3 separate regions of the Homo sapiens genome follow, and regions 1 and 3 are each linked to region 2. The links are chromatin loops, found by intact Hi-C in ENCODE. Cell type or tissue: PC-9. All regions are shown on one strand.

Evidence for each region. A loop is a pair of places that touch in the nucleus more often than their neighbours do. Peaks named below come from ENCODE experiments on the same cell type or tissue, not always from the same donor. Only the 100,000 strongest peaks of a DNase experiment are listed, where the experiment ranks them.
Region 1: it touches region 2 in a loop (6-fold over the local background); 14 of 110 quality-filtered maps call a loop at or near these places.
Region 3: a loop joins it to region 2, with 4 times the contacts of the local background. A loop is called at or near these places in 2 of 110 quality-filtered maps.

What each region holds. Positions count from the first base shown.
Region 1 is chr20:59,779,455-59,787,454 of GRCh38, reverse strand. The region is part of intron 7 of PHACTR3 (phosphatase and actin regulator 3); the gene reads right to left. Among named protein-coding and RNA genes, the nearest start is that of SYCP2, 150 kb to the left of the region's middle. In PC-9, CTCF peaks have their summits at 4,009 and 4,211 (motif pointing left); a DNase peak (open chromatin) is centred at 4,207.
Region 2 is chr20:59,946,060-59,954,059 of GRCh38, reverse strand. FAM217B (family with sequence similarity 217 member B) reads right to left here. Exons shown (of 4, transcript NM_022106.3): 4 at 5,380-8,000. Among named protein-coding and RNA genes, the nearest start is that of CDH26, 8.4 kb to the left of the region's middle. In PC-9, CTCF peaks have their summits at 4,562 and 4,762 (motif pointing left); DNase peaks (open chromatin) are centred at 4,029, 4,739 and 5,615; H3K27ac peaks cover 1,071 bases.
Region 3 is chr20:59,595,278-59,603,277 of GRCh38, reverse strand. It overlaps a transcript of PHACTR3 not described here. Among named protein-coding and RNA genes, the nearest start is that of PHACTR3, 5.3 kb to the left of the region's middle. In PC-9, CTCF peaks have their summits at 4,229 and 4,430 (motif pointing left); no DNase peak of the experiment used is centred here; H3K27me3 peaks cover 7,735 bases.

The sequences.
Region 1 (8,000 bases), 170 kb after region 2:
GATCTCTGCCTGTCTTCTTCCCTTTCGTCCCTCAAAGGCTGGGCTTCCTTCCACCCTGGAGCTTCTGAGCCTGTGAGACCCTCCCACCTCTGCTCCTCCTCTGGATCTCAGCTCAGTGCCCTCCCCAGCCCAGCCCCGGAAGCCAGTGCACTTGCCAGGGCACTGCAGTTGCATCACAGGCCTGGATGGGGCATCCTCTGCGAGAACGCCTGTGCCCATGGATGTAATTTACATACTCACCAAGAAGTTAACATCAACTCTTCACAGCAGGTCAAGTGCAAGGAGACCACTATTCTCCAATCTTCCTACAAAAACGTGGTGTCTATTTTCCTACCCCGTGTGTCTAGGCCAGCACTGGGACATGGTTTTGCAACAGAATAGGGCACAAGTGACAGGGTTTCCTCTTGCTTCCACTCTGCATGATTTCCCTTACTCTGACACCACTGCCACCATAGCCATGAAATTTAAAATAACACACGCACGTTGGATTGCAAAAGTCCTGCATACTTCCTGAAAAAAAAATAGTGATTAGTGAAGATCACCATTGTTGAGGACTTCTACAAGCAGCACAGAAAGAGACTTCTGTAAATACCTGTTAACTACACAGAGAGCGCTCCATGGACACCCGTCAACTGCACAGAAAAAGACTTCTGTAAACACCTGTCAACTGCACAGAGAGAGCTCCACGGACATCTGTCAACTGCACAGAAAGAGCTCCATGGACACCCGTCAACTGCACAGAGAGTGCTCTGTGGAGACCTGTCAGCTGCACAGACAGCGCTCCATGGACACCCGTCAATGGCACAGAGAGTGCTCCACAGACACCTGTCAACTGCACAGAGGGCCCTCCATATACCCCTTTAACTGCTCAGCTGTGCTAAGTGCCATGCCGCGCACAATGGCCACCCTGACCTGTTGAAGTTTCAGGATGGCTCCACCAGGTCCTTGATGGCTCTGCCCCCAGGGCTGCTCCCTGGGCTGCTGTGGATGGACCTGCTCATCTTAAAGAGAGAGGAGCAGGAGGCCACAGCAGCCCTCGCTGTCCCCCACAGAAGGGCCTTGGAGTAGGCAATCTCACATCATTGAGTTGTCAGGTTCTCAAAGTAATTCTCAGAGGGATCACCATGACCTTTTTTGAAGGGAAATTGAACCTCCAGCAGGTGCCAGCCCCACAGACTGGGACCCAAGTGGGCAAACTGAATGGCCACACAGAGCTCAGAGCCCAGCCAAGGCCCCCAGACACCAGGCTAGCCTGCACTCCCTGGGGGCACACACGCAGAAGCTGGGGAATGAGCAGGGCAAAGGGGAGGATCCCAGCCCCAGGCCTCCTGCCACAGAGGGGCTCAGTTGAGGAGGGAGCTGGCAAAACACCGAACTGACTCAGAAGTTTGAGCATCACAGGGGAAGGATATTCTGACCTCTGAATCCAAACAGTGTTTACGACTCAGACTCAGTGGCAGTTCACTACCTGCAAATAAACAGAAAAGTCTAGTGCTACCTGGGGATGCAGGGGAGGCAGAGGGCCGTTGGAAAACCAGAAGCAGGGGATGCAGAGGGCCGTTGGAAAACAAAATGAAGTAGGGGATGCAGAAGCAGGGGATGCAGAGGGCTGCTGGAAAACAAAATGAAGCAGCTTTAAGGATCGGACCTCACACGCTGTGCTGGTGCAACATGCCAGGGACACACCCACTGGACAGATGCTGGTGCTGCTGACCACGGCCTTCCTCTGTGGATGTGACTTGGCTTTCCTCACAGTGCATGCAGGAGGTGCTCAATAAACGCTCTTGACTGACTATATGGTCCCTGTCAGCGTGGAGCTGGGCAGGGCCCCTCTCTAGTCAACTCAGGTCGCTGGCGAATCATCTCCCGCTTCCTCCCCTCTGCGCTTTCTCTTGCAGCCAGGGGCCCACAGCTGCAAGAATGGAGTCCAGCAGCACCATCCCCACTCCCCAGCTCCTGCCAGTTTCTCCTCTCTGCCTCAGTCTCCCACATTATGATTCACCTGTGTACCACCGCTCTGCCCCAGAATTCACAAGTTGAAGCTTTGACCCACAATGTGACTGTATTTGTGGGTAGGGCCTGTAAGGAGGTAACTAAGGTTAAAGGAGGTTGCAAGAGCGGGGCCCTGATCTGATGGAACTGGTGTCCCTGTAGAGGAAACAGAGGCCAGAGTACTCATCACCCACTCTCACCAACCAGCACACAGGGGAACGGCCCTATAAAGACACAGAGAGAGGCCTCACTGGAAATCACCTTGTTCTTGGACTTTCAGCCTCCAGAATGGTAAGAAAACAAACGTCTGTCGTTTCAGGCATCCACTCTGTGGTATCCTGTTACGGCAGCTGGAGCTGACTCTGACACTCCCTGCAGACCCCATCCCCTCCTGCCTGAGCCTCCTCATGGCCCCTCCCTGTCTTTTCTCTGGAGCCCACCCTCCCACCCTCGGAAAGTCCTGGGGCCCTTTCCAAGGCTTGAATCATGACAGACGGCATCAGGTCTGCACTCCAGAAAGATCAGTTCAGCTGCAGGAGATCCCACACTGCTTCCCACCAGTGGCAGCAAGAGCAGCCAAGATTGAATGAGCCCTTGCGGTATGCCAGGCCCAGAGGCAGCCTTTGAATGCGTTTCCCATGTCATCTCCCCGCAGCCCTATAAGGCAGGTGCTAGGATTTAGTTTTCCTATTTTGCAGATGACAACGTCCCACAGTGTAGCCCAAGGCCACATAGCCAGGAGGTGAGTGACTTGGGACAACCCTCAGAGGCTTCACACTTTGGTGTCTTTTGAATTCCAGCTTTCTTTACAGGGTGAATAAAGGTCTCTCTCCCTGGCCAGTCCCTAGGTCTCACACTGGGCTATGCAACAACCACGCTACCCTGTGCACCTCACGCGTCTCATCTCCACGCCCAGGCTCAAGCTGTCCCTATGTGGAAAGCCTTTACCTTGATGACCAGGACTCCTCATTTTAAAGCTTTGGTTCTCCACCCTGGCAGCTCTTGAGAGTCACCTGGTGTTTGGGTCAGGGCTCTCCAGAGACACAGAAGCAATGGGATAGACACACACCACACACACATATACATATGCATACACATACATGTTTGTACATACACATTCTATATATACACATATATATATATATACATCCACACACACACATATATGTGCATATGTGTGTGTTTTAAGACATTTATTTTAAGGAATTGACTCATGCGATTGCGGGGGCTGTACAGTCCTGGATTTGGAGGGCAGGCCAGCGGCTGGAGTGGATTCCGCAGTCTTGAGGCAAGATTTCCTCTTCTCTGGGAAACTCCAATTTATTCTCAAACCTTTAACTGACTGGAGAGGGCCACTCAAAGCCCCTTAAAGTCACCGACTGCAGGTGACAACCACATCTACAAAATACCTTCACAGCAACATGCAGACTAGCATTTCAATAGCTGGGTGGAACAGCTCAGCCAAGAGGACACACAAGATTGACCTTCACCCTTGCGGAGCCTGCAAAGTGCAGAGGCCCAGGCCCCAGGGAGACGGATACAGTTCCTACCAATGCTTTTAAGAGCACACGGCTGGCCCAGAACAGCTGCTTTCAGATGCACAAATCACAGAGTACTCTTTGCCTGTGTCCATCTGGTGCTCATGCCCCAATCTTGAAATCACCTCCTGGGGGCTCCTGCCTCCCCCTTGCTGCAGGCACCTGCGGGCTGGGACCCTGGCTTGTATCACTGTGTCCACAGCACCCAGGGCAGTGCCTGGCACCTATGATGTGCTTACGCATTGGACGAACAGTAGGCTACAGTCATGTGCTGTGGAGCTGGAAAGCCCTGGATTCAAAATGGGCAAGTTTCATCCCCTCTCTTTGCCTCATTTTCCTCTACTGTTAACAAACAAACAAACAAAAAAAGCGGTAATAGCAGCTGTCTTATCACCTTGTCAAGGGACTTAGGCAATAAAATGCATGAAAAGTGCTTATCAAGGTACTTGATGGGAAATAATAGCTCAAACAAAAAAAAGGGCCGGGGTGGGGCGGGGCGGGGGGCAGCCCTGTTTCAGCTGATTGTCACTGGGGCTGTGCGTTCCCACTCTGAGAGCTCTGCTGCTTGGTGCTCAGCCAGAACCACCCTGGGCCAGACCTGCCTCCGCTGCAAGACGCCCACCAGGTCGTCCTGAGACCAGGTTCTCACAAGCATCCTGCATCCCAGCGAGCATCTCCAGCGCCATCTGGTGTCAGTGCAGGGAGTGGCTGGGTTTCCACAGCCTTTCAAATCTCTAGCCCCAACTTTCAAGAAAAGGCAGGGGCTGCCTGCTGTTCTGTGAAGTCACCATGGAGACGACTGTGGGGGAGTCCTCACTCGCTGCAGGTGGCTCTTCACTTTACAGAAGCATACACTGCACGAAGCCTTTCAGTACACCCTCCCCACACTTAAAATGGCATTCAAATAACACGTTAGCATTCACTTTTTACAAGTATGTCTACTGGGGAAAGGATCCCGGAGCCTGCAAAGAAGGCTTTCTTTACATTTAGACAGTACCAGGAACTGCCTGAGTGTTGCCTCTCTCCGTGTAACGTTCTCCATGTCATCAAATGCCCGTGTCACCACATTCTTGGCGTCACACATTTGTCTTAGGATTTTGATATGGTTTGGCTGTGTCCCCACCCAAATCTCATCTTGAATTGTAGCTCCCATAATTCCCAAGTGTTGTGGGAGGGACCCAATGGGAGATAATTGAATCATGGGGGTGGTTTCCCCCATACTTTTCTCGTGGTAGTGAATAAGTCTCATGAGATCTGGTGGTTTTATGAGGGAAAACTCCTTTTGCGTGGTTCTCATTCTCTCTTGCCTGCCACCATGATTGTGAGGCCTCCCCAGGCAGGTGCAACTGTAAGTCCATTAAACCTCTTTTTCTGGCTGGGTGTGGTGGCTCACACCTGTAATCCCAGCACTTTGAGAGGCCGAGGTGGGTGGATCACCTGAGGTCAGGAGTTCCAGACCAGCCTGGCCAACATGGTGAAACTCTGCCTCTACTAAAAATACAAAAATTAGCCAGGCATGGTGGTATGCACCTGTAATCCCAGCTACTTGGGAGGCTGGGGCAGGAGAATTGTTTGAACTCCGGAGGTGGAGGTTGCAGTGAGCCAAGATCGTGCCACGATACTCCAGCCTGGGCAACAGAGCAAGACTCTGTCTTAGAAAAAACAAAACAAAAAACAAAGCAAAACAAAATGAAAAAAACAACCACCTCTTTTTCCTTATAAATTACCCAGTCTCAGGTATGTTTTTATCAGCAGTGTGAAAACGGACTAATACACCTTTCAACTCCCGACCCAGCCCTCTTTTGCGTTGTTGAGTTTATGGTGAACATCAGCTTTTAAGGTCAGTCATGAGCTCCTAGAGGGTTGGAGACTGTGTCTAGTTTCTCCTTAGAATCCTTGAGGCCTAGATTGGGACATATAGTACTTGCTGAATACATAGCAAGGGTGTGTCTTAAGAAGCTTTAAAAAAAATCTATAAAGCCGGGAAATCCCGTATGTCCCTTTACTCTTGTACCGCCTAGCTGACTGGAATTGACTCATGGGATTGTGGGGGCTAGGATTTACTCTTTCACTCCTGCACCAGCACTAGAACCCCCCTGTGCTTGCTGAAATATACTTCCTAGGGCCTTACTCCTAGGACACAGTGGGGCAGGCTGTGCTAGAACATATTAATATGTACATAGTCACTCTCTCGGGTCACCTTTTATTACTATCTTGCATGTATATTTTATAAAGTACACAGTATATTAGCATGGTACCCCTAATGTATAGTTTATAAATAAATAATGTACAAATATCAGATTTTTTTCTTTTGCCGCTGGGACACACCCTCAGAAAACCTTGGCAGCAGGGCTACCACGTGAGCGCCATGTGCCCACACAGGCCAGGCCCTCCATGAGCGTTGTCTCATCCGCCCCCAGGACAACCTGACAAGGGGGTCACTGACATCACCTGTGAGCTACCGAAAGGCAGCCAGGGCCCAGATGTGCCACCACCTGCCCAGGGTCATCCCAATGGGCAGAGTAATCTGAGGCTGGGCGCCGTGGGTTACCCAACCTGGTCTGGGACGGGTGGCTCATGGCAGGTGCCATCGAGAGGCCTTCTTGAGGCTTGTTTCTCCTGACCAACCCAAAGGTCCCCGCCAGCCTGTCCTGGCACATAGACCCCGGTGATTAATTCCCCTTGCCCTTGTCCCTTGCTAAGCAGGCAAGCAAAACCACAGCCAGTTACACAAACACATGTAACTGCATGTCTGGATGGAGAACAGATGTACCTATGCAGCGGCAGGGACATCAACACTCTCACTGATGAATTGGCCGAGGAATGAGGAATAGCACAAATCAGCTACGGAACATTGACAAACTGGGAGCTAAACTTTGCTTCATGCCTGTGAGGCAGTATTTTGATGAGCGGTGGATGCCCAGTGCTTCCTTGTTCCTATATGCTCCTTAACCACAGTGATGATGAGGGTGACAGTGCTGATTACCACGGCAACCAGAACGCTCACTGAGCACAATGAGACAAAGCTATACTTCGGTGAGCACCCCTGTTGACCTTCATAAGAACTTTCTTGTCACCCCCATTTACAAGGGATAGAACTGAAGCACAGAGAGGTTAAGAAACTTTTCCAAGGTCACAGAGCTAGAAAGAAACATGTCGAGGCACGTGGGGTGGTCAAATCCTGCAGCAAGTCTCTCTACGCAGAGTAAGCCCCAGAGACGGAGGCCCACCCAGCTGCACAGACAGCCCTCCCTGTGACATTCCCAATGCCAGGGGCCAGATGTTTGTGTCCCCCAAAATTCCTATGTTGAAGCCTAACCCCAATGTGATGGTATTCGGGGGGTAGGGTCTTGGAAGGTGATTAGATCATTAGGTGGAACCCTCACCAATGGGATTGGTACCCTTAGGAAAGGGGCCTTAGAGAGCTCTGTGGCCCCTTCTGCCATGTGAGGACACATAGAAGGCACCACCTATGAGAAAGTGGGGCCTTGCCAAACCCCACGTGTCAGAACCTTGATCTTGGACTTCCCTGTCTCTGGAACTGTGAGGAATGAATTTCTGTTGTTTATAAGACACCCAGTCTAGGGATTTTGTTATGACAGCTCAAAGGGACTAAGACTACAGCATGGATGAAGTGGAGGGCCTGTGCTGTCCTTACATGGGCCCAGGTGAGACACAGTGGTGAGTCCTAGCCTGCAGCCTTGCTGTCATGAGCACCTGGGAGAAGCTGTCTGCAGGAGGAGCAGCAGCACAGGCAGCTGGGGGGCTCTGGAGAAGTCAGCTTCCTTCCATCAGTAGGTTCTTCCCTTGCAGCCCGGATTCCCATAGCAGCCCCTCAGTCCCTCGCTCCCCCTCATCACGTGTTTCTACTGCGCCCAGAGCTGGGACACTGTGAAAAACCAGACAGGTGTGGTCATGACTCTTGGGTTCAGCACAGAGAAAAGACAAAACACAAACATCTTTTTCTTGACAGGTTTTAAAACTTAAATCTTGGGGCAGTGACAACACAAAGACTGTTTCTCATAAAATTCGCTTTTGATGACTGGAGAATGAGCGCAAGGCCCTGCTCACCCACCGCTGACCAGGCATACCCACGAAGGCACCCCATGTGCAAGCCTGTGTGTGTGGGCACGCATGTGCATGTGGGCATAGGGCCTCCACCATTTCCAAAAATTAAATTCTCATGCAGATGCATTCTCCATTCTAATAGAGAACTGAAGTTCACAAAAACGTTTGATAACAAAAATTTTCTTTTTCACATGGGATAAGACAACGTCTGCCAAACCTCCCTCAACAGGGGAAAGAGAGGGAGAGAGGGAGAATAAATGAATAAATGAATAAAATAGTAGTTGTTGCGATTAATAATTGATTAATTTGCTGCCTGGTGCTTTCTGCTTTCACCCCATGGAGATGTGAAAACAATGTATCAGGCGAGACAGTGGGAATGGGGTTTGAACTCAACACACTGCA
Region 2 (8,000 bases):
GAGTGAAACTCTGTCTCTTTCTCTCTCTCTCTCTCTCTCTCTCTCTCTCTCTCTCTCTCTCTCTCTCTCTCTCTCTCTATATATATATATATATATATATATATATATATATATATATATATATATATATATATATAGTATAAAACAGCTACCCACAGTGGAGGCCCTGGAGGGTGAGCATGGCAGGCAGAAGCTGGAAGGATACTGATGCCTGGAATAGGCCACAGCTGGGACTGCTAGGTGGCTAGACGGATGGACAGAGTAGACACAGCCAGGTGGCAACTGTCTGGTTATGAGAGTAAGCATGCGGGTATTCACTGTGAAGCTCTTTCCACTTTCGTATATGTTTGATTTTTTTTTTTTTTTTTTGAGACAGAATCTCACTCTGTCACCTAGGCTGGAGTGCAATGGCATAATCTCGGCTCACTGCAACCTTTGCCTTCCGGGTTCAAGCGATTCTCCTGCCTCAGCCTCCTGAGTAGCTGGGATTACAGGCATGTGCCATCATGCCCAGTTAATTTTTGTATTTTTGGTAGAGATGGGGTTTCACCATGTTGGCCAGGCTGGTCTCAAACCCCTGACCTGAGGTGATCCACCTGTCTCGGCCTCCCAAAGTGCTGGGATTACAGGTGTAAGCCACCGTGCCTGGCCTGAAAAAATTTATAATGCAATATTGGGAAAAAACCAGAAGGTGAATTTGACTCCATCAAGGAAAACTCCATCAGCACTTTACTTCTCTGTTGTTTACTTGATCCATATGGGAAATGCCAAATGCAGGTAGAGTCCAGTGTGTTTGTCATCTTCCCTCAGTCCTGCTGTCCACCTCGGTTCTCTTCCTTTCAGCTGGGCATGGGGCCTGACCAGCCAGACCACTGTCCAAGCAGAAGCCCAAGCCAGGCGGGGATGCCCTCATGATGCATTCATCATTATTAAGTGTAGTTTTACCCAATACCTGATAGTGTATCTCTAGTTGTACCCCAATATCTTGTCACATATATTAAGAGCTGAAGTTCATTAGATTTCATATTAGAATAAAATAATCCATCATTTGTGTTTCTGGATTTTTTTCAAGGACTAAGAATTTTTTCAATTCTGATTACTAATCACATGGGTTGATTTGAGCGTGCATACTGAAACTTAGGTTTTGGTATCTTGTCAGCCACTAAGAGCTGGCCAGAAAATTATCTTGGAGAGATTTTAATCTCTTGCCCCAATTTTTTTAACTAATATGTAGTTGCAGATATGCAATTAGAAAAACAAACAAAAACGCTGCCAGATATAACTTATTGAAGGCATTTTCACTTTTTGCAAGTATATTCCAATGCTAATCATACTAGTGGTATGAATCGCCATGCTCTTTCTTCTATCATTTATGTTTGTAAATCAAGCTTGTTCAACCTGTGGCCCAGGACAGCTTTGAAAGCGGCCCAACATAAATTCATAAAATTTCTTAAAACATTATAATTTTTTTTGCATTTTTTGTTTTAGCTTAACAGCTATTGTTAGTGTTAGTGTACTTTATGTGTGGCCCAAGACAATTATTCTTCCAGTATGGCCCAGGGAAGCCAAAAGAATGGACACCCCTGACATAAATTGTTTATGCTTCTTTAGGAAAGGAGAAAATGAAGGAAAGGAAAGTAAAGGGGAAGATTTAAACAGCTGTTTTTATCTTCCTGCATCAAAAACTGTTCTGTTAAGGTGAACATATATACTTTAAAAAATCAGAACATCTTCAATTAAACTTGTTAAGCTATTTCAATATTATATAAATTCTACAAATAAAAAGCATTTCATTCCAGCATTTAGAAAACTGAAAACACCACGCGAGAAAAGCAAAGACTTCCTTTTCTTTCTCCTTGCTTTATTTAGGCAGAGTATCTCAAGAGATGGGTTTAGAGGAAAAGCTTGCTGACAGATGGTGAACACTCTTCTAATCCTGGACAAAATGACCAAGTGAGTGAAAGGAAAGAGACAAGGGAAGTCGAGTGAGTGTTCCACACCTGGAGTTTGAAAATCTAGGAGTCTGAATGTAAGGAAAATCAGATGAGGTGGTTAGGTGATCTAAGAAGCCCGAACGCTTATATTTTAAGTCTTTGATCCATCCTGAGTTGGTTTTTGTATAAGGTGACAGATAGGGATCCAGTTTCGTTCCTTTACATGTGGCTTGCCAGTTTCCTGAAACAATAAAAATTCTAGAAGACAACATTGGAAAAATTCTTCTAGACGCTGGCTTAGGCAAAGAATTCATGACTAAGACCCAAAAAGCAAATGCAACAAAAATAAAAATAAATAAATGGAACCTAATTGAACTAAAAAGCTTCTGCACAGCAAAAGAAATAATCAGCAGAGTAAACAGACAACCCCAGAATGGGAGGAAATATTTGCAAACTACACATCTGACAAAAGGAATAGTATGTAGAATCTACAAGTAACACAAACAAATCAGCAAGAAAAAACTAAGTAATCTCATTAAGAAGTAGGCAAAGGACATGAGTAGACAGTTCTCAAAAGAAGATACACAAATGGCCAAGAAAAACGTGAAAAAAGTGCTGAACATCACCAATCATCAGGGAAATGCAAACTAAAACCACAGTGAGATACCACCTTAATTCTGTAAAACTGACCATTATTAAAAACTCAAGAAACAATAGATATTGACATGGATGTGGGGAAAAAAGAATGCTTGTACACTGCGGATGGGAATGTAAATCAGTACAACCTCTATGGAAAACATATGGAGATTCCTTAAGGAGCTAAAAGTAGATCTACCATTTGATCCAGCAATCCCACTATTGGGTATCTGCCCTGGTACAGTTTGGCTGTGCCCCCAGCCAAATCTCATCTTGAATTATAGTCCCCATAATCCCCACATGTCATGGGAGGGACCTCTTGGGAGGTGATTAGATCATGGGGGTGGTTCGCATGCTGTTCTCCTGATAGTGAGTGAGTTCTCCTGAGATCTGATGGTTTTATAAGGGGCTTCCCCCTTCACTCAGCTCTCATTCTCCCTCCTGCCGCCCTGTGAAGCGGTGCCCTCCGCCATGATTGTAAGGTTCCTGAGGCCTCCTCAGTCATGTGGAACTGTGAGTCAGTTAAACCTCTTTTCTTTATAAATTACCCAGGCTTGGGTATTTCTTTATAGCAGCATGAGAACAGACTAACACATACCCAAAGGAAAAAGAAGTCATTATATGAAAAAGACACTTGCACACGTATATTTATAGCAGCACAATTCGCAATTGTAAAGATGTGGAACCAACCTAAGTGCCCATCAACTGAGTGGATAAAGAAAATGTGATATATATGTACACACACTCACACACGCACATATATATAGTATACTGTGGAATACTACTCAGCCATTAAAGGGAGCTAAACAATGTCTTTTGCAAAACCTTGGATGGAGCTGGAGGTCATTATTATTATTATTATTATTATTTGAGACAGAGTCTTGCTCTGTCACCCAGGCTGGAGTGCAGTGGCACGATCTCAGCTCACTGCAGCCTCTGCATCCCGGGTTCCAGGATTCTCCTGCCTCAGCCTCCTGGGTAGCTGGGATTACAGGCGCATGCTACCATGCCTGGCTAATTTTTGCACTTTTGGTAGAGACAGGGTTTCGCCTTGTTGGCCAGGCTTGTCTCGAACTCCTGACCTCATTATTCTAACTGAAGTAACATAGGAGTGGTAAACCCAAATCTTTATGTTTTCACTTAGAAGTGGGAGCTAAGCTATGAATATGCAAGGGCATACAGAGTGACATATGGACTTTAGAGACTCAGTAGGGGAAAGTTGGGAGGGAGGCTGGCGATAAAAAACTGCACATGACGTACAATGTACACTACTCGGGTGACAGGTGCACTAACATCTCAGAATTCATCTCTATATAATTTATCCATGTAACAAAAAACCGCTTGTACCCTAAAAGCTATTGAAAAAAATAAATAAATAAACTTCAACTCCTTAGCATTCACTTGTGGAGCAGATTTTATCAGAGGCCGTGAATCATTCATTTAGGCAACCTGTTAGGTAAGCAGCCAGCCCAGTGCCTTTAAACTACGGAGAAAATAGGGCTAGATAAGCAAATGGCTTGCTTGAGGGGGAGAGGGCCTACCAGCTACTCACCCACCATAAAGGTAGTCACTCAAACTTGCAGACTTAAGTACCAGGAAAGCAGATTTCTCAAACTTTAATGTGCCAAGGATTTTGTTAAAATGCAGACTTTGACTCAGTAGGTCTAGGGAGGAGCTCACATGAAATTGTCCTCGCTTAATGTAATCTAAAGTTAAATATGTGTTATTTGTTTGCTCTAAAATCTCATTTAAGCTAGGGCAATTATTTATGACTATTCCATTTTTAATTCCATATATATTTTCCAGTATTATTACAGTAATTCCTTATACATTAAATTGCTGAAGACAAAAATATTCAAATTGCATTTTATGAAACAGGGATCTCTGTGAAGATTTTTATAAATTGATGATTTATGTTACTTCATTGAGGACGATTCTATGCTGGATACAGTGTTTTATGATGTGAGACTGTTCAATGAATCAAAGAGAATCCTCCACAGCACCTAACTGCATATGATAAACCACTGTATTCTCTGATGGCAGAGTGAAGTTAAATAAAGAACATGCTTTGGGCCTGAAGTCAAAAAGTCTTTTTCTCTCCATTTCTTTTTGATTCCAGTAAAAACCTTTTTATTTGACTAGAAGGTACTCACAGGCCAAATTCACTGCTATCTGAAAGGGTTTGGTCGCCACCTTGTGGATAATAAAACAGCAACAGCCCAAAATAATACATTTCCTGTACAAAAAAAAAAAAAAAAAAGATTTTAAACCTCCAGCGTGGTTAATTTTCAAAACATATCCAAAAACTTACTTTTTAAGCCACTGAACATTACTGCCACAATTTGGTAGACTCAAAAGAATGCACCCTATTGTCAGAGTGAAGTTAGAAAGAAGAGCAAAGGGCTTTTGAGAATGTTTGCAGCTGGAGCTGCTCAAAACTGCTATCTCCTAACCAGGCCACTTCCTTGAAAGAGATGGTACTCGTTTCCGGATATGTACATAAAGGTGCAAGTTCATTACATCACAGGTTACCTTAATTTATGCTTACTGAATTTGCATCCTGCTACCCTAATTAATCCTCAACATGGAGTAGTAAGTGGAAGAGCGACTCAAGAAATGTACTGCAATGCTTCTCTGATATATCCGGTAATGTTAACCTGTGCTTTGGCCACCCATGTCGCTTAGTGTTAAGACAGGAGTTGTAACAGCATTTCATCCTGGGCAATTCCTTTAAATAACCAGGGAGAAAATAAAGGCAAGCTTCAGAAGAGAACTGCATGAAAAGCAAAACAAAACAATACCAGAAAAATCCAGACAATATTTTTCTGCTGTTTAATTGATCTCAAGGAAGGAGAAATTCAAGTCCACAAAAACTTACATCAATTCTGTTTATCACATACAAAACTAAACATACAATATAACAGCAAATAACAAACATGCTGAATATTTTCAAGCCATTTTGAATGGTGTCCTGTACATGTACATAAATAATACATACTGCTTCTGAATTACCTTAAAATACAGTACCACCAAGAGTTATATTTCTATGTAACTACTCCATAAGTGAGCATAAAGGAATGAGGAAGTAGACGATATCCATATCAGATAAAGTAGAAAGTCTTATGTCCTTCTGAAAAGCAACACAGTAGGCCCAAGAACAACTACAAACCATTTTCCTTTTAGCTAGGAGGTATATGGCAAGACCAATGATATTCTCTTCCCCATCCTTTTTGTCACAGGGTATGAAGTCTATCCTATTCAAGTTAGTTACAAGTCTTCAGCCCATTTAGTCATCTAAGAAGTTGAGAAAGTCTAAACCTAAGTAATCACAGCAAATACTGCAAATACTGATATACTTTTAGTTCATTTTTGTACTTTTTTACATTTTTTCCATTAGATAATTCTAAGCCTAAAATATTTTTCTTTTTCTTTTTCTTTTTCTTTTTTTTTTTAAAGAAACTTGGATTGTTTTAATTGGTTTAAATGCAGGGTATATGTAAACAACTCCCCAGAAATGAGAGGCACTTCTCGGAAATACAATAACCCATGTCACTAGACTAGCAAAACACTCAGTGCTTTTGACTTGATGAATTGAATGAGTTCATGATTCAACTTTCTAATGTTGTCTACTTGAAAAATAGCAAGATTCTTATCTGCAGCATTTAATGCATTAAGATGTATTAGATAGGCATATCAGATATCATAAAATTAAAATTGTGCTTATGTTAATTCTGTAATAGACCTAACTTTAAAACACCTCATGTTATTCACTAGGAGCTATGATCTAGTCGTGACAATATTGGTTAAAATAGTCAATCTGAGGCAGAAAGTAAACAAGCAAAGTCACTTTTGCAGGCTTTTTAAACTGTATAACACATGAAATTATGACTATTCCCCAGATTATGCAACCAGCTTCAATTTAAAAAGCTGGGAACAAATATTATGAGGCGTTACTTCTCAATTTCTTTCTTTTTCTTTTTTTTTTGAAACGGAGTTTCCCTCTTGTTGCCCAGGCTGGAGTGCAATGGCACGATCTTGGCTCACCACAACCTCCGCCTCCCGGGTTCAAGAGATTCTCGTCTCAAACTTCCGAGTAGCTGGGATTACAGGCATGCACCACCACACCCGGCTAATTTTGTATTTTTAGTGGAGACAGGGTTTCTCCATGTTGGTCAGGCTGGTCTTGAACTCCCGACCTCAGGTGATCCGCCTGCCTCGGCCTCCCAAAGTGCTGGGATTACAGGCGTGAGCCACCACGCCCAGCCACCTCTAAATTTCTTAATCACGATTGTTTTCAGCTCAGACATACACAAGGCAAGTAGAATTACTAATAAATCACTTTACCCTCAACCATTCAAGGTCTCTAAGAGCATGCACATGGATACATGACGGGGAAAGGCAGCAACTCAGCATAAACACTTTAGTATTAACATAAGGAGTATATATACATATACACATATGTATAGAATATCTTGCTTTTGAATATCTATGGGCCATGAAACTTCATAGAGAGCTGCATAAAAATCTAGCAGAGAAAGGATCATAAGTGAAGTGCCAGCCATGGATAACAGACTAATCTGTGCTCACAAAAAAGGGCAGGCAAGGAACACACAGACATCACTCAGGAACTACAGGAAAACTAAGCGTAGTGCTGTTTTCCAAATATAAAACATATACTAAGTACAAAAGTTATAGTAAATTTGAGGACTACGGAAGTAATACTTACTATATGTACATCTTTTGTTCACATAAAAAGCTTAAAGTAAGATCTTAGCATAAAAGTATGCTTTCTCCAGTAGGATGGTGTGAGAGGGAAAGAATGTAAGAAGGAACTTGTACAAGTCTGAAAATTAAGTCTTGAAAGTAAAAGGCTACCATAAAAAATATTATGTCATTTGGTATGATCAAAATCAGATTTTAAAAGACCTTAAAATATAACCCTTGCACATTGTTTTTTATAATTATATACGTATAATTAGAGCTACATAATCTTGTCTTTATGCTGTTTTTGATATTTTTTCAGACATTTACTGCTGTCTGAAAAGTTTACAAGCTATTATATGTTCCCAAATGAAAAATGCCAAGTTTTTCATTTGCCCCCAAGGTGAAAAAATTGAAACCTCTACGTCAAAAACAAATACAGTAATTGTTTAAAGGGATAAAATCAACTATAATGACATGGGCCGTATTAAAATACACTGCGCAAATATGAACAGAAAACTCACAGCACAACTATAGGAACAAGAAGATGTTATTTAACTGCAGTGAAATAAGAAGGCTTGGAGAGAGTTGGGAAGCCTGAAGACCAGATAAGCGAGTTTAGAATTCATTCAGCAACCTTACTCATATTCCACTCTCCCGCCCCTCACCCCAAGCAAAATAATAAAATCCTGCTCTTGCAAACTGAAACAGATCATTATTTTTGACTAA
Region 3 (8,000 bases), 350 kb after region 2:
CACAGAGACGCCCCAACTCCTTGAGTCTTCCGGGAAAGGGGGAGGGTGAAGCCGAGAATGGTCACCAACACACTAATAAGATGCCCAAATAATCATTTAATTACAGTTGGCAATTAAGATCAGGAAACAAAGAGGAAACTGGTGGGAAACTGCTAGGAATAGATACGTTTTATCCACATAAAAATGTGCTGGCTGGATGGTGAAGTGGCCTGCCAGCCTTGGACTGAGCATTTTGCATGGGGACCTCATTCCTTCCTACAACTGCCCTGGTAGGTGAGAGCTACTGTGGTCTCCACTTTTGAGATGAAGGCAACTTCAAGAGGTGAGCACTCTTGCCCAGGTTACAAGCCAGCACGTGGAAGAGCTGGGCCACAGCCAATGCTCTTGGCCCAGGGTCTCTCCAAGTGGGTCTTCAACACCTCCCACTCCAAGTCCCCAGGGGCTGTCCTGACACACTGAGTACTGGCCCCATGGGAAGGTTTCTGAATCCTTGCCCCCAACCATGCCTTGGGCCCCTTCCGAGTCTGGGTGAGTGAACACCTGAGACAGTTCAGTTCCATTGGAAGGAAGCCTGCAGCTGACCCAGCCACGGCAGGTGCAGAAATGGTGGGGATGGGCAGGAAGGGATAGAGCCCAGAGACTGGCTATAGGTGGGGGGGAGGAGAAAGATCACACCAGAGGTCTCCAGCTGTCTGTCATTTGCCAACCATCCCTATGATTTTTAGCCTTCCCTATTTAAAACCTATCCTTCCATCCCTTAAGATTTGTCTTTAAATCAACTCTTTGCACTTAAACATATTTTTTCTTTTCTCTCTCTCTCTCTTTTTTTTTTTTTTTTGAAAGAGTTTTGCTCTGTTTTCCAGGCTGGAGTGCAGTGGCTATTCACGGGGGCAATCATAGTGCACTACAGCCTCAAACTCCTGGGCTCAAACAATCATCCCACCTCAGCCTTCCTAGTACTTGGGAGTACAGTGTGCACCTCCACACCGGGCCGACATGCATGTTAAAGGAAGCCTTCAATAGGACTGATGGAGCACAGCCTCGCTGGCTGGCATTGGTGGGGGGGACCACGGCACTAACTCAATACCTGAGTCCACTCTTGGCCTGAGCTGTCTCCTGTGTGGTTAAAAAGGGCCCAAGGGTGAGAGAGGAGTTCAGCCAGGCAGGCACCGAATAGAGACATCCTCCTTAATGTTACCATAAGGACAAAGAATGGAAGGAACTTTCTATCTAAGCCAATGTTCCTGCCTTGTCCGTGCACCACCAAAAATTATCCCTAGTCCCTTCAGATGGTCTACACAGCAGCACCCATTCACCTACTCCACCAAACTGTGTATGGATGAGGGTTAAAAACATATAAAAGGATAAGACTTGGCATTTGAGCTCAGGAGCCCACATGGAGTGGGGAAGCAGAAGATGAGATGCAACCAAGTTTTATTTCTTAGAAGTATATATTTTAGCAAAGCACTGTGGTTTGTTAAAGGTAGGTAGAGCTGGAGCTTTTCCTTATATTATTCTTTGGCTTTGAGATGTTCCATACTAAAAATAGTTTTAAATTTAAAAAAAGTTAGCAATCCCACCTCTACTGACCAATAGAAGATAATAAGGTCTCCGGGTAAATTGCCTGCCGGAGAGACTTTGGACTTCAAAGTCGGTCATCTCCAGACCATGACTGGCTTGAGCCCTGTGAGGATCTGGTCCCCAAGGTGTGTGAAAGGCACCTGTTTGGAGGAGGGTTTCCAGCCTTGAGGGCCCACAACAGGTTTTTGTGAAAGTCACCAATTGTCCCTCCTGAACAAGATCCCTGGCAAGGGGTGGATTTGGAAGGCCATTGCAGAAACCCTATTGGAATGAACAAAGCTTCATAATGGCCAAAAAATTACGAACAACCTAAATGTCCATGGACTGATAAATGGGTAAATAAAATGTGGTCCATCCTAACTGTAGGATAATATGCAGCCATGAAAAGGAGGGACGTACTGACATGTGCCACAATCACATGCAGATGAACCTGGAAAACATTATGCAAGTAAAAGAAGCCAGTGGCAGAAGGCCACGTGCCACATGAACCCAGTTATATGCAATGTCCATCCAATCAGAAAGCAGATCTGTGGACGCCGAGGATGGGGAGTGGGAGAAGAGAGGGGCTGACTGCTAATGGGTACCGTTTCTTTTTTGAGTTCTAGAAATGTTCTTAATGTTCTAAAATTAGATTATGGTGATGGTTTCATAACTCTGTAAATATACTAAAAACCACTGAATTTTATACTTTAAATGCGTGAACTTAATGATATGTAAATTCTTTCAATAAAGCTTTAAAAAAAAAAAAAAAGCATGTAGAGGCACTAGGCTGAGCTTTGAATTTGGAGGATTGGGTTCTGCCTCTTGCCCTGGTGGGCATAATCAACACTGAAACCCTCCCTGTCTCCACCCAGATTCTAGATCAGATAGAAGCTCATCGAAGGACCCCCCTTCTGCCCCTTGATCTCCTTGATCCGAAAACCCAAAGCCATTTCCTGACTCAGGGCAGCCCCGATAACCCAACACTGCTCCCTGAAGAACCACAAAGATGGGACAGAGTCAGTCCAAATTGCCCAAGTCCCTTTCAAAACTCACAAAACCGCAAAGGCAAAGGCAGTTTCCTCTGCCCAGGGGCAGCCAGGGAGCACATCACTGCAAAGGTGGCTCAGGGATGGCAGAACCCCTCCAACACACAGCGCATGTATGAGGCACCCCTGCTCATTAGGGAGTGGTGAGGAATGGTACCCCAAGACCAATTCCACCCCCACACACCTCCCAAGTTGGTCTCATTCTTAAAGCAGGTACAGACCAATGGATGCATCCAACCATCCAATATTTCCTAAGAATCTATTCTGTGCCCAAACAGTCACTTTGCCAGGAATACCACCATGAATGAGACATGATTGCACATTGGCTTTGTGGAGCTTGAGGTCTAGCACAGAAGACAAGATTGACTAATATGAATCAAAGGATCAATTAATTTCAATGAGTACAGAGTGCAGCATGCCTCATCTGGAGCAGAGAGGGAGCCTGGTTTGAAGAAGTGATGCTCTGGAAGTGCAAGGGCAAATGGAAGCCAACTGGACATGCAAGGGAGGAAGGGCGCCCCGGGCAGAGGGAACAGCCTGAGCGAAGACCATGAGGTGGGAGCAGCATGGAGCCCTGAAGTCCCTGCAAAGAGGCCAGAGCAAGGATCTGCAGCCACAAAGAGGGGATGACCCAGACCATGCAACATCTCATGGACCTCAGGAAGAGCCTGATTTTGTTCCAAGGATGGTGGAAAGCCACTGAGGCAGTGGTGGGTCTCCAGAGCATCCTTCTGGCTGCTGTCAGAGAAGGGACATGTGGGGCAAGGGAGGAAGCAGCAGGATGGACCAGGAGGCTGGAAATCATCCTGGTGAGTGGTAGCAGCAGCCTGGCCCAGCAGGAATAGGCAGAGGCACCCAGCAGGCTGGACTCGGTGTTCTCTGAAGGTGGCTCCCACAGGTTTGTGATGGATGAGCTACGGGGGACTAGAGAGAGAAGTCAAGGATACCTCCAGGGTTTGTTTTGTTTTGTTTTGTTTTGTTTTCTAGTTAACTATTTATGAGGGGGGTAGAATTGAGGTTACCAGCAAATCTGATACTGACAACAGGGTGGGTGTGATGCTATCTCCTGGGTGGGGAGGATCAGATCAGGGAGGGAGGAGGCAGCAAAGAGGAGGAGCCCCGTTTGACAAGCAGCCTTTGGGGTGATGTGGAAGAGTCTGCTGCCCATCACAATGGGGTTGTAAACTGAAACCAACCACTGGCCTGAGGCTACTTCTTGCGGGCACTTAGACGGTTAGCTCAATTCCGCCGTCTTCTTATGCTACCAACTGCTCTCCTAAGGCCCTGGGAGCCTTGAAGTTCCCTGGGGAGCTGATGGGCCAAGGACCTGGATGGTGGCAATGTCGGCTTCACAGGCACGGGGATTTTTGTTGTGTTTGTTCACCCAAGAATGTGCCTGGGAGGTCGTAGTCTCCCAGTACATACATATCCATTGATGAATAAATGAATGAATGTGCACGGCGGAGCCTAGCCAGGCAACTGCCCTGCTCCAGGAGTGAAGGCTCAGCCTCCCCACGGCCAAGCTGGCTCCGGGCTTTGTGGGACTGAGGGGCTCATGCTCCCTCTGCTGCCTCAGTCCCCCAGGACAATCTAGTTTCTTCTCTGGGGCTCCAGGGAACTCTTCTTCATGCTTAATGTAAAAATAACTCATTCAGCAAACTTCAAATGCTTAAGAAGAACTGCTCAAGCCACGATCTCAGGCTAAACTCATAGGGAACCATCTAAAGAGAAACAAGAAGGCAAAACACCAGTGTGGGAGTTCCAGGACCCAAGGAAAGATGAAGGCAAAACCACCACTCTGACACAGGCCAGGTTCGTCAGGTGGGCAGCCGCGCCCTCTGCTGGTCACCTGGAAAAACAACACCTGAAGTAGTGGCGGGTGGGAATGGTCCTTGGACCTGGCTTGACGACGTAGCCTTGAACTTCACTTCCTGCACCTTTGACCACATCCCTGAGGGACTCTCTACCTAGAGCTGTGACCAGAGACTACCCAGAGTGGTGCTCAATGCAATGCCAACCAAGGCTTTTTAAAAACAACACACCCAGCTCTTCCAGAACCAAATCCCTGATTTCACCATTCATGGCCTCTGCCCTGAAAGGCACTGGTAGCTAGAGTCGCCCTGAAAAAATGTGGTGTGGGCATCCCATGGCTTCCTGGAGATATGCCTAGCCCTCCTTGGGGTCAAGTCCACTCAAGCTGTCTAGGGCAGGAGCCACAGACCCAGGCACAAGATCAGGTCCCAACATTTTCTGACTGTGTGGCCCCGCTGAGCCTCCGTGTGTAAGTGAGAAGAAGATAACCTACCTTACAGGGTGTGGGCATTTGACACAGCACACAGAAGCCCTCAATACGCTTTCACCATTAGCAGAACAAAAAGTTCCTTGAGAGAGACCACCTGCCCTTTGATATTCTCCTTCCGTGCCCCCAGCACATCCAGGTGACTGGGAGAGGGGCCTATCTATGAGGCAGCAGAGATAGAAGACAGAACCCAGAGCAGAGAAACACAACCCGGGGCAGGGAGGCTTTCGACAGGGAAGGCAGAAAGCAGCCCCACTGGCCCCTGCACTCTTGTGTCATGGGCCACTGACCCATCTTGTATGTTGTCAGCACAAAGCTATAGACCTCCAGGTGACTTTTCCTCCATCCTGGGTCCCCCCACACAGTGACAGATACTGCATGCTCCGACTCTAGCTAATGAAAGGAGAGGAACAGGCTTCTGGGGCCTCTGGGAAAGATTGCTGATAGACAGAGAGAGCCACTTACAGAAAAAGCATTTGTCACCATTGCAGGTGCAGTTTGCAGTCCTGACTGCATTCCTGCTTCCTGCTCTGGAGTGCCTGTGGGGCCTGGAACAGCAGCAGCCAGCCTGTGACCCTGCAGCAACACACAGGAGGATGAAACGCTAACAGCAGAGAAAGACCTTGCACCTGTCTCCCTCCTGATCTCTTATAAAGGGACCAAACATCCTGCTGGCATAGGCCTCTGATAGTAGGGTTTTCATTTACTTAACACTTAGCTCTTACCATGTGCCAGCCATTGTTCTAAAAACTTTACAATGATTGCCATGGCTAAGGCTGAAACTACCCAAATCAGGTAGAACTGTGATTTTCCCATTTAGCCAATGAGGAAAATGAGAGGCAAAGTTCTTAAGTACTTGCCCCAGGTCACAAACCTGCAAAGCCAGGACTGGATCCCATGTCCTCAGCTCCAGAGCTCAGGCTGTTATTGCATCATATATACCCCAACTCACACAGGCAGGAACCTCATGCTTTTGTTGGGTCCCCCGAAAAGTCACTGACTTGATGATGATGATAAAGGAGGAGGAAGTATGAAAGGAAGAGGAGGAGGTAACAAGATTAATGCTGACAGCACTTTTATAGAGCCTAGAGCTTACCAAGGACCTCACATGCATTGATTTATAATCTTGTGAGGTTGGAATAATCATCCTCTTTCTTACAAACAATGAAGTTGAGGCTCAGACAGGGTATCTAACAAGGGTTACCAACAGGACAGAAAAGGGCTCCTACATTCTTTCCATAATACCAGCTCCAGCTCATCCCTCTGGCCTCCCCAACCCACCAAAATCTCTACCAGCAACCCCGGCTTACAAAGCAGACATTTGCTCAACAAACATGCACCAAACACTGACTCCATGCCAGGCCCTGTCCTGTGTGCTGTCAGGCACGGGATGGCTTGGCCCAGTCTGCATGGTGAGGGGGTAAGCCGTGTCCAACACCATCACAGCATGGAGAGGTAGTAGTGTATGAAGCCACTGGCCAGGCTGGGAAGCTCAGGGAAGCTCCAGGAAATGGCCTTTCACTGGTGCCTGCACGTGACCTATATTTGTTGAGTACCTGCTATGCACCAGGCACTGGCAATCCAGCAGTACACAAAACAGATGCAAAAATACACCACCGCCCTGCTGAGCAGAGCTTGGAAGGACACAGAGGAATTTGCTGAGCAGACACACAAGCTATGCATGCCAATGTCCAGAGGTGTTACACGCAGAATAACTCATCCAAATCAAAGATAGTTATCAGACAATAAAATGTTTTTGAAATTTTTAACCTAAGAATTTGAGCAGGCATTAAATTGAGCTACATTCACAAAATGAAATACCATACAACAGTGAAATTAACCAGACAAAAACCTGGGTAGGTATCACAATATTCTGTTAAAGAAGACTGTGTTCTATCTTATTCCATTTACAGAAGGTTCAGTACCAGGGCCAGGCATGGTGGCTCATGCCTATAAACCCAGCACTCTGGGAGGCCAAGGTGGACAGATCTCTTGAGGTCCGAAGTTCAAGACCAGCCTGGTCAACATGGTGAAAGCCTGTCTCTACTAAAAATATACACACACAAAAATTAGCCAGGCATGATGCTGTGTGCCTGTAGTAATTTACTTGGGAGACTGAGCCAGGAGAATCGCTTGAATCTAGGAGGTGGAGGTTGCAGTGATCCAAGATCATGCCACTGCACTCCAGCCTGGGCAACAGAGTGAGCTCTGTCCGAAAAAAGAAAACAAAGAAAAATAAAAACCAGACAACACTACTTGATGATGTTAGACTGCAGAGAATAGCTACCCATGGAGGAGGGGTTTTGTTAAGAGAGGACACGAGGCGGCTTTGGGATCCAGGTTATATTCTGCTTCTTGAACTGCGTTCTGCCTACAGAGGTGTGTTCACTTGGTGAAAATTCATCAAGATGAACGTTTATGGTATGTGCACTTTTCAACAGGTATCTTACAATTAAGAGTAAAAAAATAAAAGTAAAGAAGAAAGGCAGAGCAGACTTCAGAGCAAGAGAAGCTACCAGGGACAACAAAGGGCATTACATAACGATAAAGGAGTCAATTCTCCAAAAAGACATAATAATCCTTAACGCGTACACACCTAATGACAGACGTCAAAATACATGAGGTAAAAATTGACAGAACTTCAAAGAAAAAAATGGATGAATGCATGATTAAAGTTGGTGACCGCAATACCCGTCTATCAGAAACGAACAGACCCATCAAGCAGAAAATCAGTAACGACAGAGTTGAACTCAACAGCACCATCAATCAACTGGATGTAACAGACATCTATAAACCACTTCCTCCAACAACAGTAGAATACCCATTCTTCTCAAGCTCACATGAAATATTCACCAGGATAGACCACATTCTGGGACACAAAATTCACATTAACAAATTATTTATTTATTTACTATTTTTGTTTTTATTTTGAGAGGCTGGAGTGCAGTGGCGCAATCTCGGCTCACTGCAACCTCTGCCTCCCAGGTTCAAGCCATTCTCCTGCCTCAACCGCCCGATTCGCCGGGACTACAGGCGTGCACCACCATGCCGGGCTAAGTTTTGTATTTTTTAGTAGAGATGGGGTTTCACCA